Linked DNA regions of Homo sapiens: region 2 is linked to region 1. The links are chromatin loops, found by intact Hi-C in ENCODE. Cell type or tissue: mammary epithelial cell. All regions are shown on one strand.

Region 1 (8,000 bases):
AGCACATTAGCAAGCAGGGGCAGTATTGCTTTTCTTCAGATTAGTCTTCCTAGATTACATCAAATCACATATATGGGTTAAATAAACACCAACCCTGATGACATCAACCATAAATTATTGTTTACAAATTTAGTTACTTTAAAAAAAATTTTTTTTTTTTTTTTGAGATGGAATCTCGCTCTGTCAGCCAGGCTGGAGTGCAGTGGTGCAATCTCGGCTCACTGCAACCTCTGCCTCCCAGGTTCACGCCATTCTCCTGCCTCAGCCTCCCGAGTAGCTGGCACTACAGGTGCCCACCACCACGCCTGGCTAATTTTGTTTTTGTATTTTTAGTAGAGATGGGGTTTCACGGTGTTAGCTAGGATGGTCTCAATCTCCTGACCTCGTGATCCGCCCGCCTCGGCCTCCCAAAGTGCTGGGATTACAGGCATGAGCCACCGCGCCCAGCCATTAATTTTAAAATTTATATTTTACACTGCTGTTGATTAAGTTGCACTGCTTTCCAAATTAACTAATATCAATAATTTGGTATTAGGAACAGCCCAATTGTCCTAAAATTAATAGAAAAATAAAAAATTTTAAATGAGATGTTTAATTATAAAATGGTGCTAGTTGAAATGATGCAACTGAACTTTACTTAAATGATTCTTCACTCAAAAATTTAAAACTCACCAAATTCAAAATTACAAAGTATAGTGGCTTATTGGAAAGCACAGTAATGAAATATTTCATTGGCTAATACTGGAATTCTGGATTGTATATGAATTTCATTTATTCCAACTATGCCTTTTCCTCCAACATGACAATAATTTTTGTCTTTGACTGATATAAATGATTGACACTGTTTTACTCTAACAGCTTAGTAATACATATGCAAACTTCAATACTACTTATCTGCCTGCGACTTATAAATTCTTCTATCAATTCACTTATCTGCCTGCGACTTATAAATTCTTCTATCAAAAAGGCCTATATTTTCAACAATTTTTCTTTTCTAGCAACTACTCAATATTTTACCATGTATTTAGCCAAAACAAAAAAAAATTTCTAGTACAATTCTTATCGATTTTGTTTTCTAGAATTTGCTACCTCTAGAAAAATTGGTCAATGTTGTGCAATATTAAAATAATTTACTATGAATAATTTACCTACTCCTAACAAAAACACAGATATCACAAAACTAGTCAGTACTCCGCTTCAGTGTTACTACTCCCCTTACTATATTAATTCACTTTTCTAAAAATCTGTGTTTCTAATTTAATTATTTCTAGTTATCTCTTATGTACAATGTTTTTTCTTAAACTAGATTTACTTCTGGTATCTTTTGCCTTTAGCTGTTCCTTCCCAAGTTTGAGGCAAGTAACGGTTAGTGTAACTTTTAAAAGTTTATCAACCAATTTCCTCATTTTATGCATTGTTTTTCAAAACGTTACTCTTCCAAATAGTATTCTACTCTGTCTAGATCTCTGAACAAGTTAAAACTGGAAACCCTTAATTATATTAAATTTTGGTTCAGCAAAAGACTAAATATGGGATTTCCTGAATTAAAACTGGGCAGAGCTTTGGAAAAATAAGTTACTTTCATACCTAAAACCTCTAAAAAAACAATAAAAGAAGTAGAAATCTTTCAAATTTCATTTTAGCTGTCTGCAAGTAAAATGCAAAATCAATATGATTATTAATCTATTATAACAAGAGAGCCCATATTATTTAATCGTTTGGACCTGAATGACATAAGGACCAAACTAAATAATTTGGCGGTTACATTTAAAATGCTAAGAATTCATTTGATTTATAAAATTGCATTAGTTCTAAATATCTATATAATATATCAACAATTTCTGAGCAAATGAAGATTTTCACAATAAAGACATTCTTTATTGCGGACTTTTTGTGAAAAAGAGAAAAGTTAGATTGACCCCTTTATGTCAAATTTCCACATGAAGTCCTCAAAAATAACCAGTCCTGAAAAAACAATTCTAAACTATGTTGGCTTAGTTATGCTTACCCTTGCATGCTAAGCAAATACACCTATAAAGCAAATTATAACATTTACTGTATTTTATTTTTTGAAAATATTTTGGATAAGCAGTAAAATACATAGGATTAATATATCCTCCTAGAGCAATTCTTTGTCCTTATAATTCTCTTGGAGCATTAATCCTCACCTGGCCTCTTTATTACGTAAAGTAAATCAGACTATATGGAAGTAAATCAGTAAGAACTGGCAACCACTTATTGTTGATTTATATGGTATTAGTGTTTTTTTTTTTTTTTTGCCATTTCATTCAGTCCAAAGTTGTGGTTTTATTAAGAAAATATTACATTTCATGTTTCCAAACTATGAGTGCTCAGTGAGGCACAAGTACAACCAAGAGAAAAAGAATCTTATAAAGAATTTCAATGCATGCTCTGTAAAGAAAGTGAATATGAAACTGGCACAGCAATATGGATTTCATTTTGTTTGTTTTTATCCTTTTCCTGATTCGTATACTGAAATATTTTACTACTTTAAATCCCTTTTAATAATATTAACATACAAAAAGCTACATTCTACATTCATAGAACCATAAAATTTGGGAGATCCTGGAATATTATCTAATTCATTCGGCAATGAAATAAAGCACACATAGTAGCCAACAATTTAAAACTCAAATATGGGAGTAAATATACTCAAATCAAAAGTAGATGGTTGGACAGTTTGAACTTTAACAGAACATTGAAAGGAATTAAATTTAATTCTTAACCAACTTACCCAATTTTTGTCTTCTCTTTTAACTTAGAACATGTTTTTGTTTTTTTGCTGTCTTTGTCCTTTGGCTTGGATTTCATCCTTCTACCTTTCTTTTCCTCTTTTCCTTCAACTGAAGCAGTAGGAAAGTTTTCAGGGCTCATTACTCGTGGAATATTGCGTTCCCCACGCTCCTTTGCTTTTGCTATGGCCTCTGATATTATACGATTAGCCTTTTCTTGCTTGCTTTCTGATTCCACCTTTTTTCTCTGCTTCTTCTCAGACATGACCCTCACCTGGGTATTCTGCAACTTAGTATATGTCCCAGAACCATCGCTCTTCTTGGAAGATGGAGGCTACAGAAACAAAAATATTTTTTATAGAATATACCAAAGTACATCTAAAACAATTGTCACAAATATCTGAAAATCTTAAATTATGTTTAGAGAGGTAAAATTACATTAGCAAATATGTGAGTGCTACAAACAAATTTAAAACATTTTGCTTATCAAGAAATTAGTACAGATATAAACAGCTCAATTGCTACTTTTAAAAATGAAGGTTAAAGAAGAATAATATAGATTCATTGATATTTTCATAGCATTCTTGGTTAGTTGATTCAAGTTTTGTCCTGTAAAGATAGTTGATTCAAATTTTATCCCATAAATATTCTGTGCATTTGGAATAAAAGTCTTTTCTTTCCTCTTCCCTCCAAAATTCTGAACATTAATAAATTTTTAAATAATTTTAATTTAGAATTACTCCATACAGTTTATTATGGCTTTTAGAAAAATAAAACCTCTGCTTTACGACTACAACCTGAAATCATTTAATATTTAAGTGCAGCAACATAGCTAGTTAGTAAACAGACATTCTCATACTTAAAATTAGAGAAAGTTTTAGTTTTCCCATGAAAGAGTTAAATGTGAAAATTTTTTTTCTTTTTCTATATCATAATTATTTTGCTCAAGCAATTTGGGAAATAAACAAGTTTTACAGTTTTACATTAAAATTATTAATATTTAGCAATATCACAGGAAGCAGATCAAGAGCATTTTAAAAAGAATTTCCTCTTCAAACACGCATTCATCCACATATACTTAGATCACAGTTTTGTTATGTTCTTACCCGTAAACATGCCTCTGACTATACCAAAGGAAAAAACCATCAGGAATTTCCAAACACATTTTCATGCTGATTCCAGTGTGCTTCACTGGATATTTTTTCTATACCTGCCTCATCAAAGGTTTCATAGCAGCACTGCAGCACTGGGAAAGGAAGGAGGGTTTAGAATTGCTCACTAAAATGCCACCTTAAGGCCTACAGGCTATAACAAATAACCAAGACTCGAGGAAACAGCAACAAGCTCAAGATGGCGATGCAGTACGACTCCCGTAGCAGCAGCCAGTAATAAGGAAGGTTATTCAATCCCATTAGCCTTTTAGCCCAAAGAACCCCTCCTCCTCCCACTCATTCAGGCTTTCACTTACCCTTCCTCTTGGCCTCTTCACTGAAGACATTTTTGGCGTCAGACAAAGGCTTGCCCTCTGCTTTTTCACCACCCCAGGCAGTGCTCAAGAAAAAAGCATTGAAAGAAGATTCCTAAATGGCCTATTTAGCAAGCTGCAACCAAGAGATGCACAACCCTCCACAAATACACATTTTGATTTATCAACACATTTCTGCCTTGGCAAGTTTATATCTACTGTTCATCCTATTTAGGTATGAAAAAGGCTGTAAACACTCCTAAAAAGCTGAGTTTCCTCAATAGCTGTAAGCAGATAGCCAGATTCCAACAAAGCACAGAAAGAAATGAATGCACAAAGCATCAAAATGCATCAGCATGAATATTAGAGATGTCGTTAAAAATACTGACTCCTTCTGCGGAAGTAGGCCAGCAGATGGTGCTACCAGTTATTATTCCATTAGACTCTGCAATTTAACCCCCAATGGACTGTTCTTCCCTCCATGTAACACATTAACTCTCACTCTGCCATTTCCTGCAGTAAAGTTTTAAAAAATATACATAAAAATCTGATTAAAAAAAAAAATCACCTGAGAACTAAACTGTGGTAAAATGGCATTATGTGGCTATCAATATTTTAAAAAAACAAAATCTAAAGCAATTTTTATTGGAAAAAAATACTTTTCTCCAAGATACTCTAAAATATTTAAAATATGAAATAGCTGAAGATTAGCAAAGGGTTAAAGAGGTCATGCAAATGAACCCAAAATAAGTTTAAGAAGTTAGATAAGGTTTCTTATAATTTTTCTAACAAAAAGCTAACAGTGTTATTTTGAAAATACAGAAATGAAGCTATTTTCATTTGAATTATAAAAAGAAGCTTAAAATTTTGAAATGAACAAATGAGAACTGTTTATAAAGATTACTAACAATGTTAAAATTGTTTCATCGTCTTAACATGGATGAATACATTTTTTTCGTAACATAAAAAACCTTTCTGACCTTTCCTCCTAACCTTCTATTTTAACTGCACTGATGAGTTTTTCAGGTAAAACTGTAGGTTTAGTTCCATAGCAAGTCAACTTGAATTTGAACATCAGTACAACTTTTCTTTCTATAAAAATTGATTCTATTTTAGTAAGCAATGCCCTTAAATCACTAAAACAAAATTTCACTGCTTTAAAATTCAAGTTTACCTCTTTCATCAATGCCATTTTTTCAGTTGGTCCTGGTTAGTCATCTGATATCACTATAAAACAACATTGGGTTCTCCCCTCTGCCCCTTTTAGGTACCAAAGGCCTCAAAACAGAAACAACACTATCTAAACAGGGCTCTAGAAAGACCCATCTGGATGGCATGAGAGATTAAAGGCAGAGGACAAGTAAGGACGAGGAAAGGATCTGACTTGAGATGTCATCAATGTGAAAATAATAACAATAATGAGATAACACTTACAGACTACTTACTAAGTGCCAGGGATTATTCTATTTTACATTTAATAACTAATGTAATCCTGATTAATAATAGGGTAATAACAGTGATAATGGAGACAAGGGGCTGGCTAATGAGAGAAATACTCTGATAGTAGCATTACAAAGAGACAGAATGGAACTGAGAGAGCAAACAATTACAAAAATCATTATGACAATAAGAGCTAAAATGTAGTGCTTACTATGTACCAGGCACTATTCCTAATATTTCCTATATATTGACTCAATCTTCAGAACAACCCTGTAAGATAGGTACTACTGTTATTCCCATTTTATATGAGGATACTGGGGGATAGAGAAATGACTTGCCCAAGATCACACAGCTACTGAATAGTGGAGCAGGGATTAAAAGACAAGGGGGTCTTGTTAGGGAGACCACACTCTTAACCATTATATTTTAATCATGTTTGGTTCAACTATCATAATTTACAGAGTTTAATTTGAGGACAAAGGAAAGTAGTAACATTCTCAAAATTGCAGAGATACCAAATAATAAGGCTAGGATGGTTTTTTTTTTTTTTTCCCGGTGCCCTTTCAAAAGTGTAGAAATCAACTAGACAGAGGTGAGGCATGGCTGAGGAGCAGGAAGAGCCAGCACTTGGTTTCTCGACCAAGAAAAGGTAAAAGAAGGCCAGGTGTGGTGGCTCATGCCTATAATCCCAGCACTTTGGGAGGCCGAGGTGGGCGGATCACCTGAGGTCGGGAGTTCGAGACCAGCCTGACCAACATGGAGGAAAAATCGCCTCTACTAAAAATACAAAATTAACTGGGCCTGGTGGTGCATGCCTGTAATCCCAGCTACTTAGGAGGCTGAGGCAGGAGAACTGCTTGAACCTGGGAGGCGGAGGTTGTGGTGAGCAGAGATAATGCCATTGCACTCCAGCCTGGGCAACAAGAGTGAAACTCTGTCTTAATTTAAAAAAAAAAGTAAAAGAAATAGGAAACCTAGTTGAGAAAGAATGTGTATGTGTGTATAACAAGTTTAATTCTTTTCATACTGAGTTTGAAATGGAGATCTCTAGCAATTTGAAATTTGGGACTGGATCATCAGAGAGAGAAGTCAGGGCTGGAATGTAAGATGCAGATCCTCCTGCTGTTTTCTTCCATTACCCTTATAATTCACTGACACTATTCAAAGAACCTAAGAGGATTTCCAAAACAACTCACTTCTCTTATAAAGTTTTTCAATAGATTCTACTACCTGACTCAGAATCCCAACTGTTTAATAAACCTTAATAAATCTATGATGAAATATTTCCTCTGCTACTAGAATACAGCATTTTAAAACCATATTCCCACAGAATATCAACAGAGGTGTTAAGTAACTGAACATTTTTAATGTTGGTCATTTCCCAATTCACACACACAAACATACAATGTTATGGTTTTTCTGCCCTTCCCCCCACCATCTAAGCAGTCATCAAATTCTGCCAAATCTACTTAATTGTATTTTTGGTTTTTTTCCTCTTCTAAGTCCCCACAGCTCCTGCTTTATTAACTTTCTACTTGTTATACTGTGGTTATGTAGGAAATGTTCTGATCTGTAGAAAACATATACCAAAGTCTTTGGGGATGATGGATTACTAGGTCTGCACCCTATTCAAATGGAGTAAAATAATTTATTTGTACTATGCTTGCAATTTTTCTGTAAGTGTGATAAGTTTCAAAATACAAAGTATTTAAAAATTTAAAATAAAGTCACAGGCCTTGCTCCCCATGAGCTTGTATGATTAAAATAATAGGTCGGGCGCGGTGGCTCATGCCTGTAATCCCAGCCTTGGGGAGGCCAAGGTGGATGCATCACTTGAGGTCAGGAGTTCTAGATCAGCTTGGCCAACATGGTGAAACCCCATCTCTACTAAAAATACAAAAACTAGCTGGGCATGGTGGCGCACGTCTAATCCCAGTTACTCAGGGGGCTGAGGCAGGAGAATCGCTTGAACCCAGGAGGTGGAGGTTGCAGTCAGCTGAGATCATGCCACCGTACTCTAGCCTGGGCAACAGAGCGAAACTCTGTCTCAAAACAAATAAACAAACAAACATATAAACAAAAAAATACATAAAAGGCACATATATTAATATCATATCCAAATATTCATTAAAAAAGAAAACCTATAGTACAAGAGATGATATCATATGTGATATGTTATTTTGATAGCACCTGGAAGGAATATATGGAAGACTCTATATATCATATTTCAGTACTGGGGAAACTCAAAGATTTATAGTATAAGTGTTTGTCAAAGACAGGTCATGACCTAATAGCAAGTCATGATACACATTTAAAGGGTCCAGACAACTACTAAAAAAACA
Region 2 (8,000 bases), 230 kb after region 1:
TAGTCTAGAACTCTTGGACTCAAGTGATCCTTCCACCTCGGCTTCCCAAAGTGCTGGTATTACAGGCATGAGACACTGTACTTAGCTCCGACATTGTATAATTTTATCCGTAAATATTTCAGTATATTTCTATGTAAGAACTATTTAAAAAAAAAACCATCAACACTATAGACATGGTTGGTTTAAGTGTTCATTTATGTGGCTTTTTACTTTTACATTTAGCAATCAAATATTGGTCCCTTCAAAACAAATTTTTTTGGAGGCTGGGCATAGTGGCTCACACCTGTAATCTCAGCACTTTGGGAGGCTGAGGCATGCGGATTACCTGAGGTCAGGAATTCGAGACCAGCGTGGCCAACATGGTGAAACCCTGTCTCTACTAAAAATACAAAAATTAGTGTGGTGGTGCGTGCCTGTAATCCCACCTACTCTGGAGGCTGAAGCAGGGGAATCACTTGAACCTGGGAGGCAGAGGTTGCAGTGAGCTGAGATCATGCCACCGCACTCTAGCCTGGGCAACAGAGTGAAACTCCGTCTCAAACAAAAACAAAAACAAAAATTGTTTTATTTTTTGGAAATGTTACTGGTCTATGAAATCCCCAGATCTAGGAATCACCACTGAACTGTCCCAGGGCTTCTGGCATCATGCTTCATAAGCCTTCAAAATGGTTCTGACTCAGGGAAGACCCAGGCTTTCTGAGACCTGAAGCTGAAACAATTTGGGGGCCTTCTTTAAGATAAATAAGGTGCAGTGGCTCATGCCTGTAATCCCGGCACTCTGGGAGGCCGAGGTGGGTGGATCACCTGAGGTCAGGAGTTCAAGACCAGCATGGCCAAAATGGCGAAACCCCATCTCTACTAAAAAATACAAAAATTAGCTGGGCATGGTGGCACACTCCTATAATCCCAGCTACTCTGGAGGCCAGGGCTGGACAATCACTTGAACCCAGGAGGCAGAGGTTGCAATGAACCGAGATCGCACCACTGCAATCCAGCCTGGGCGACACAGTGAGACTCCATCTCAAAAAAATAAATAAATAGATAAATAAATAAAGCTTGAGTTTTGAATTTATCTTTGAATTTTGTACAAAATTAAAAGTACAAAATAATACTTGAAAGTGAATGTATTTTTACATGAGGAAAGAACTTGCCACACATTACAAAGCTGAAAAGCTGACAAATACCAGAAACCTCACAAAATCCAGAAAAAGAATGCAACGTTTTTTATTAATGAACTGCCTGAGAACCCCCTCTGTTACATTCCCCCTACATTCTTTGTCTGCATACATTCTTTGTCTGATTGCCTCTCCATAGGACAATGATATTATAACATCATGTTCAATAGAGAGAATAGCAAGATAATTCAGTTTTTCCTCTAGGATGATTGTTTGAAATTTGTTTTTTATTATTGATGGTAGGTGGCTTTGCATACAGATAGACTTGCTGTTTGTAGCACTGTCTCTGGTTTGTGCCTTTGCCTGATAAACTCTATTTCTTGAGATTCCATCAACAGAGGTGCATTTATCATTGTAGTCTCAGCAGTCTTGGGCATATTCCCAATGGGAGAGAACTTCCATTTTGATTAAGTTTCAATGAGAAGTGAAACTTCTACTTACGAGTTTGCACATCAGATGTTGGGAAAATTTTCTAAAGATGACTTCCGGTTCTGTGGATTTAATACCACGTTGCTTCTCCACTCTCTACTCCTCACAGAATTCCAGCCCAGGGCTCTGTAGAATGAATTTTTATCCCCACTGGACATCTGGCCCTGCATCTTTGGGTCACTCTTCTGGGTGCTGAGCTACAGAAGTTATCCTGGGAGCTACTCCTATAGAAAGACAGCTAGTCATGGAAGTGACCATGATCCACATAAATATATCATATACCCCTGAACCCAGACCAGATATATCACCAATAGAATTTCCTCTTAGCCTGGTTTCCCAAATACGTGCAGCTTCTCTAAAGACACAGCATGGAGGGAAATATGATGGGGAAGGCAGAGTGGAAAGAAATAGCATTTTTTAACTGATTGTGGCTAAAATATCTTTTTTTTTTTTTGAGACAAGGTCTTGCTCTGTGGCTCAGGCTGGAGTGCAGTGGCATGAACATGGCTCACTGCAGTCTCAACCTCCTAGGCTCAAGGGATGCTCCCATCTCAGCCTCCTGAGTAGCTGGGACTACAGGTGTGCACCACTACACCCAGCTAATTTTTACATTTTTGGTAGAGATGGGGGTCTCACTATGTTGCCCAGGCTAGTCTTGAACTCCAGACCTTGAGCAATTCTCCTGCCTCAGCCTCCCAAAGTGTTGGGATTACTGGTGTGAGCCACTTTGTGAGGCTGAAAATAAATATCTTACTTTTGCAGATTATAGCAGATTATGACTTTCAGAGCACATTGTCACAGCTTCATTAACCTCATGGTAAATTTGGCTCTGCCCGTGACTGCTTTTCTGATCTCATCCCCCACAGTTTCCCATCCTTCATGCTGTTCCATGAACAGACCTGCTTCTGTTCCTGTAGTATGCCAGGAATTGTCTGCCTCAGGGCCTTAGCACTTACTGTTCCTCCTGCCTGGAACACTTTCCCCAGATATCCACACATGGCTCACTTTTGAGTTCCTTCAGCTGTCTGCTCAAATGGCAGCTTCTCACCATCATGTTTAAAATTGCCAAAAGCAATTGCAACAAAAGCAAAAATTGACAAATGGGATCTAACTAAACTCAGGAGCTTCTGCACAGAAAAATAAACTATCATCAGAGTGAACAGGCAACCTAGAGAGTGGGAGAAAATTTTTTTAATCTATCCATCTGGCAAAGGTCTAATATCCAGAATCTACAAGGAACTCAAACAAATTTACTAGAAAAAAGCAACAACAAACCACCCCATTAAAAAGTGAGCAAAGGCAATGAACAGACACTTCTCAAAAGAAGACATCCACGAAGCCAACAAACATATGAAAAAAATCTCAACATCACCGATCATTAGAGAAATGCAAATCAAAACCACAATGAGATACCATCTCATGCCAGTCAGAATGACAGTTATTAAACAGATGCTGGTGAGGTTGTGGAGAAACAGGAATGCTTTTATGCTGTTGGTGGGCATACAAATTAGTTCAACCATTATGGAAGACAGTGTGGTGATTCCTCAAAGATCTAGAACCAGAAATACCATTTGATCTAGCAATCTCATTACTGGGTATATATCCAAGGGAATATAAATCATTCTATTACAAAGACACATGCATACGTATGTTCACTGCAGCACTATTCACAATAGCAAAGACATAGAATCAACTCAAATGCCCACCAACAATAGACTGGATAAAGAAAACGCGGTACATATACACCATGGAATACTATGTAGCCATAAAAATGAATGAGATCATGTTCTTTGCAGGGTCATGGATGAAGCTGTAAGCCATTATCCTCAGCAAACTAACACAGGACCAGAAAACAAACACTGCATGTTCTCACTTATAAGTAGGAGCTGAATAATGAGAACACATGGACTTATGGAGGGGAACAACACACACTGGGGCCTGTTGTGGGTGGGGCGGGGGGAGAGAGAGCAGTAGGAAAAATAGTTACGAAGGCACACGTTTACCTATGTAGCAAATCTGCACATCCTGCACATGGACCCCGGAACTAAAAATAAAAATTAAACAAAATAGCACCCTAAAACCTAGCACCCCACTCTTTGTACCCTACTTTTTCTCAGTAACACTTACCACCTTGACATAATAGATATTGACTCATTTGTTAAGTGTATATCTCCCTCCTGTTAAAATGTAAGCTCATGAGAACAGGGACTTTGTTTGCACATTGGTGTGTCCCCAGCACCTAGACCAGGGCTTCCCTAGAGTAATTGCTGAAGAAATATTAGCTGAATGAATGAAGAGCAATTGGAAACCACTGAAGAATTTTAAGTGGAGAGACATGAGGCTTTCCTGGTTCTGTCAAAAGAAATTACTCTCTCACTTATCTTTCTCCCAGAACATCTTTCCACAATTTTTCTTGAATTATAATTACCTGTCAGTCTAATTTTCTCCAAAAGATTGTTGAGGATAGAGAGTATGTTTAATTCATCAACACACCCCCTACCACATGTATTGCATGAATTAACACTGGTGGAATTAAACGGAAGTTACTATTTCTCTGTACATAAATTCTTGAAATGGCTGTGTTTGGTTTTCTCAGCAAACTAGATTATAAACTGTTTCTGAGTAGGGAAAGTTTCCTTGGCCATTTATGTCCTCTCAGCAGCTCTTAGCAATCAGTACATTGCTCTTCTTAAATAGGGTTCAATCTCTTTGTGTTTCTGTCTATACAATTTCTGTGACTTAATGACATCCAGTTCTCCATTCTAATGAATTTCCAAGCAATTTTTTTTTTCCAAGCAAGTCTCTCTCTTGTCGCCCAGGCTGGAGTGCAATGGCATGATCTTGGCTCACTGCAACCTCTGCCTCCCAGGTTCCAGTGATTCTCCTGCCTCAGCCTCCAGAGTAGCTGGGATTACAGGCACCTGCCACCATGCCTGGCTAACTTTTTTTGTATTTTTATAGAGACGGGGTTTCACCATGTTGGCCAGGCTGGTCTTGAACTCCTAACCTCAGGTGATCCTCCCGCCTCGGCCTCCCAAAGTGCTGGGATTAATAGATGTGAGCTACCACGCCTGGCTCCAAGCAAAATTTATGCATCCATTAGGACACCTAAAGTTTCTATGAATCAAAATCCAACTAAAAGCAGCTTAAACAGGTAGGAGTTCATTATATCAGATGGCCAAAGGGCTGGAGGCAGACTGTCTTTAGGATTGTTTAATTCTATACTCCATTGACATATTCTAGGATACATCTTTCAGCTCTGCCATTCTAGCTTGTCTCCTCATGGTCATGAGATGGCTACAGTGGTTCCCAGCATCATGTTCTCATACAGTGACATCCAGAGGCAGGAGAAGAAACTGCTTCTTCTCAGGTATCTCTTCTAGAAGGGAAACCCTTTCCCTGAAGTCCTGCAGTGTATTTTCCTTTGCTTATCATTGGCTAGAATTGCAACACATGCTCTTGCCTAAACTAGTTTGGTTAGGGAAATGGAAGTGTTCAGATCTGCCTATATTAATTGAGATTCATCCCCTGGCATGGAGGAGGAGGCATTAACCTCAGCACAGAGTCACACAGAGGCTTTGCCCTCTTACAGCCAGGAGGGAGCATATAGGGATGGACTTGGGTTAGCACTGATAGTGTCTGTTATATCTTCTGCTTGTTTGTTCTCCAACCTGCCCTGATTAAAAGGCCTGAAAAATTTGAGGTCCCCAGATCCTTCTTCCCAACCAAAACTTAGGGCCATGCTATTTTTTTTTTGAATTGATCTCTTAAGCAAACAAACAAAAAAGCCCCTACACTAAATACCAAGCAGTGACTTATCTAGTTTTAAAAAGAAACAAAACCAGGTCAGTGAATTTGAATTAAAACTGCACACAGAGCACATTGCTTAGTCTCTCTGTGCCTCAGTTTACTTATCTATGAAATGAGGATAATAGTAATACTTAAGTTATAGGGTTGGTGTAAAGATTAAATACATTATTATACAGTCAATTTTCATTATTTATGGGTTCTGCATTCAAGAATTCTCCTACTCGCTAAAATTTATCAGTAGCCCTTAAATGAATACCTCTGGCAATTTTGTGGTCACTCATGGACATTTGCAGAGAAGTGAAAAAGCTGAGTTGCTCAATGTACATGCATGTTCCCAGGTAAAGTTGAACAAGACAACATTCTATCTTCTTGTTTTAGCTCTCATACTGTAAACACAGGTTCTTTTCATGTCTATTTAGTGCCCCCCTTTTTTCTTCTGCATTTTAGTGCTTTTGTTAAAGATCTTGCTGTTGATTCCCGGGCAAGATGGCTGAATAGGAACAGCTCGGGTCTGTGGCTCCCTAAGAGATCAACGCAGAAGGCGGGTGATTTCTGCATTTCCAACGGAGGTACCTGGCTCATCTCATTGGGACTGGTTAGACAGGGGGTGCAGCCCACAGAGGGCGAGTCGAAGCAGGGTGGGGTGTCACTTCACCCGGGAAGCGCAAGGGGTCAGGGAACTCCCTCCCCTAACCAATGGAAGCCGTGAGGGACTATGCCTTGAGGAACCGTGCATTCCAGCCCAGATGCTATGCTTTTCCCACAGTCTTCACAACCCAGAGACTAGGAGGAGATTCTCTTGGGTGTCTACACAACCAGGGCCCTGGGTTTCAAACACAAAGCTGGGTGGCCATTTGGGCAGACACCGAGCTAGCTGCAGGAGTTTCTTTTCATATTCCAGTGGCGCCTGGAATGCCAGTGAGAGAGAACCGTTCACTCCCCTGGAAATGGGGCAGAAGCCAGGGAGCTGAGTGCTCTTGCTCAGCAGATCCCACCTCCACATGGCCCAGCAAGCTAAGATCCCCTGGCTTGAAATTCTTGCTGCCAGCACATCAGTTTGAAGTCGACCTAGGAGGCTTGAGCTTGGTGTGGGAAGGGGTGCCCGCCATTACTGAGGCTTGAGTAGGTGGTTTTCCCCTCACAGTGTAAACAAAGCCCCTGGGAAGTTCGGACTGGTTGGAACCCACCACAGTGACTCAAAGCTGCTGTAGCCAGACTGCCTCCCTAGATTCCTCTTCTCTAGGCAGGGCATCTCTGAAAAAAAAGGCAGCAGCCCCAGTCAGAGGCTTATAGATAAAACTCCCATCTCCCTGGGACAGAACACCTGTGGGAAGGGGCGACTGTGGGCGCAGCTTCAGCAGACTTAAATGTTCCTCCTTGCTGGCTCTGAAGAGAGCAGCAGACCTCCCAGCACAGAGCTCCAGCTCTGTTAAGGGACACACTGCCTCCTCAAGTGGGTCCCTGACCTCTGTGCCTCCTGACAGGAGACACCTCCCAGCAGAGGTCGACAGACACCTCATACAGGAGAGCTCAGGCTGGCATCTGGCAGGTGCCCCTCTGGGACGAAGCTTACAGAGGAAGGAGAAGGCAGTAATCTTTGCTGTTCTGCAGCCTCCGCTGGTAATACGCAGGCAAACAGGGTCCGGAGTGGACCTCCAGCAAACTCCAGCAGATCTGCAGAAGAGGGGCCTGTTAGAAAGAAAACTAATGAACAGGAAGCAATAGCATCAACATCATAAAAAAAACCAACCACTCAAAAACCCCATCCAAAGGTCACCAACATCAAAGACCAAAGGTAGACAAATCCACGAAGATGAAGAAAAACCAACACAAAGAGGCTGAAAATTCCAAAAACCAGAATGCTGCTTCTCCTCCAAAAGATCACAACTCCTCACCAGGAAGGGAACAAAACTGGATGGAGAATGAGTTTGATGAATTGACAGAAGTAGGCTTCTGAAGGTGGGTAATAACAAGCTCTTCCTGAGCTAAAGGAGCATATTCTAACCCAATACAAGGAAGCTAAGAACCTTGAATAAAGGTTAGATGAATTGCTAACTAGAATAACTAGTTTAGAGAAGAACATAAATGACCTGATGGAGCTGAAAAACACAGCAAAAGAACTTCGTGAAGCACACACAAGTATCAAGAGCTGAATCAATCAAGCAGAAGAAAGGATATCAGAGATTGAAGATCAACTTAATGAAATAAAGTGTGAAGACAAGACTAGAGAAAAAAGAATGAAAAGAAATGAACAAAGCCTTAAAAAATATGGGTCTGTGTGAAGAGACCAAATCTATGTCTGATTGGTGTACCTGAAAACGACGGGGAGAAAGGAAACAAGTTGGGAAACACACTTCAGGATGTTATCAAGAGAACTTTCCCAACCTAGCAAGACAAGCCAACATTCAAATTCAGGAAATACAGAGAACACCACAAAGAGAGCAACCCCAAGACACATAATCATCCGATTCACCAAGGTTGAAATGAAGGAAAAAATATTAAGGGCAGCCAGAGAGAAAGGTCAGGTTACCCGCAAAGGGAAGCCCATCAGACTAACAGCAGATCTCTCTGAAGAAACCCTACAAG

What was found. Hi-C counts contacts between places; a loop is a spot of excess contacts. Peaks named below come from ENCODE experiments on the same cell type or tissue, not always from the same donor. Only the 100,000 strongest peaks of a DNase experiment are listed, where the experiment ranks them.
Region 2: a loop joins it to region 1, with 12 times the contacts of the local background. A loop is called at or near these places in 3 of 110 quality-filtered maps.

The regions. Positions count from the first base shown.
Region 1 is chr16:53,204,569-53,212,568 of GRCh38, reverse strand. CHD9 (chromodomain helicase DNA binding protein 9) reads right to left here. Exons shown (of 39, transcript NM_001308319.2): 3 at 2,756-3,087. Among named protein-coding and RNA genes, the nearest start is that of CHD9, 150 kb to the right of the region's middle. RefSeq lists enhancers at 3,557-4,144, 4,145-4,734. In mammary epithelial cell, a CTCF peak has its summit at 4,644 (motif pointing right); DNase peaks (open chromatin) are centred at 4,118 and 4,598; H3K4me3 peaks cover 3,085 bases; H3K27ac peaks cover 2,881 bases.
Region 2 is chr16:52,973,922-52,981,921 of GRCh38, reverse strand. No RefSeq gene overlaps it. Among named protein-coding and RNA genes, the nearest start is that of CHD9NB, 75 kb to the left of the region's middle. In mammary epithelial cell, a CTCF peak has its summit at 4,949; no DNase peak of the experiment used is centred here.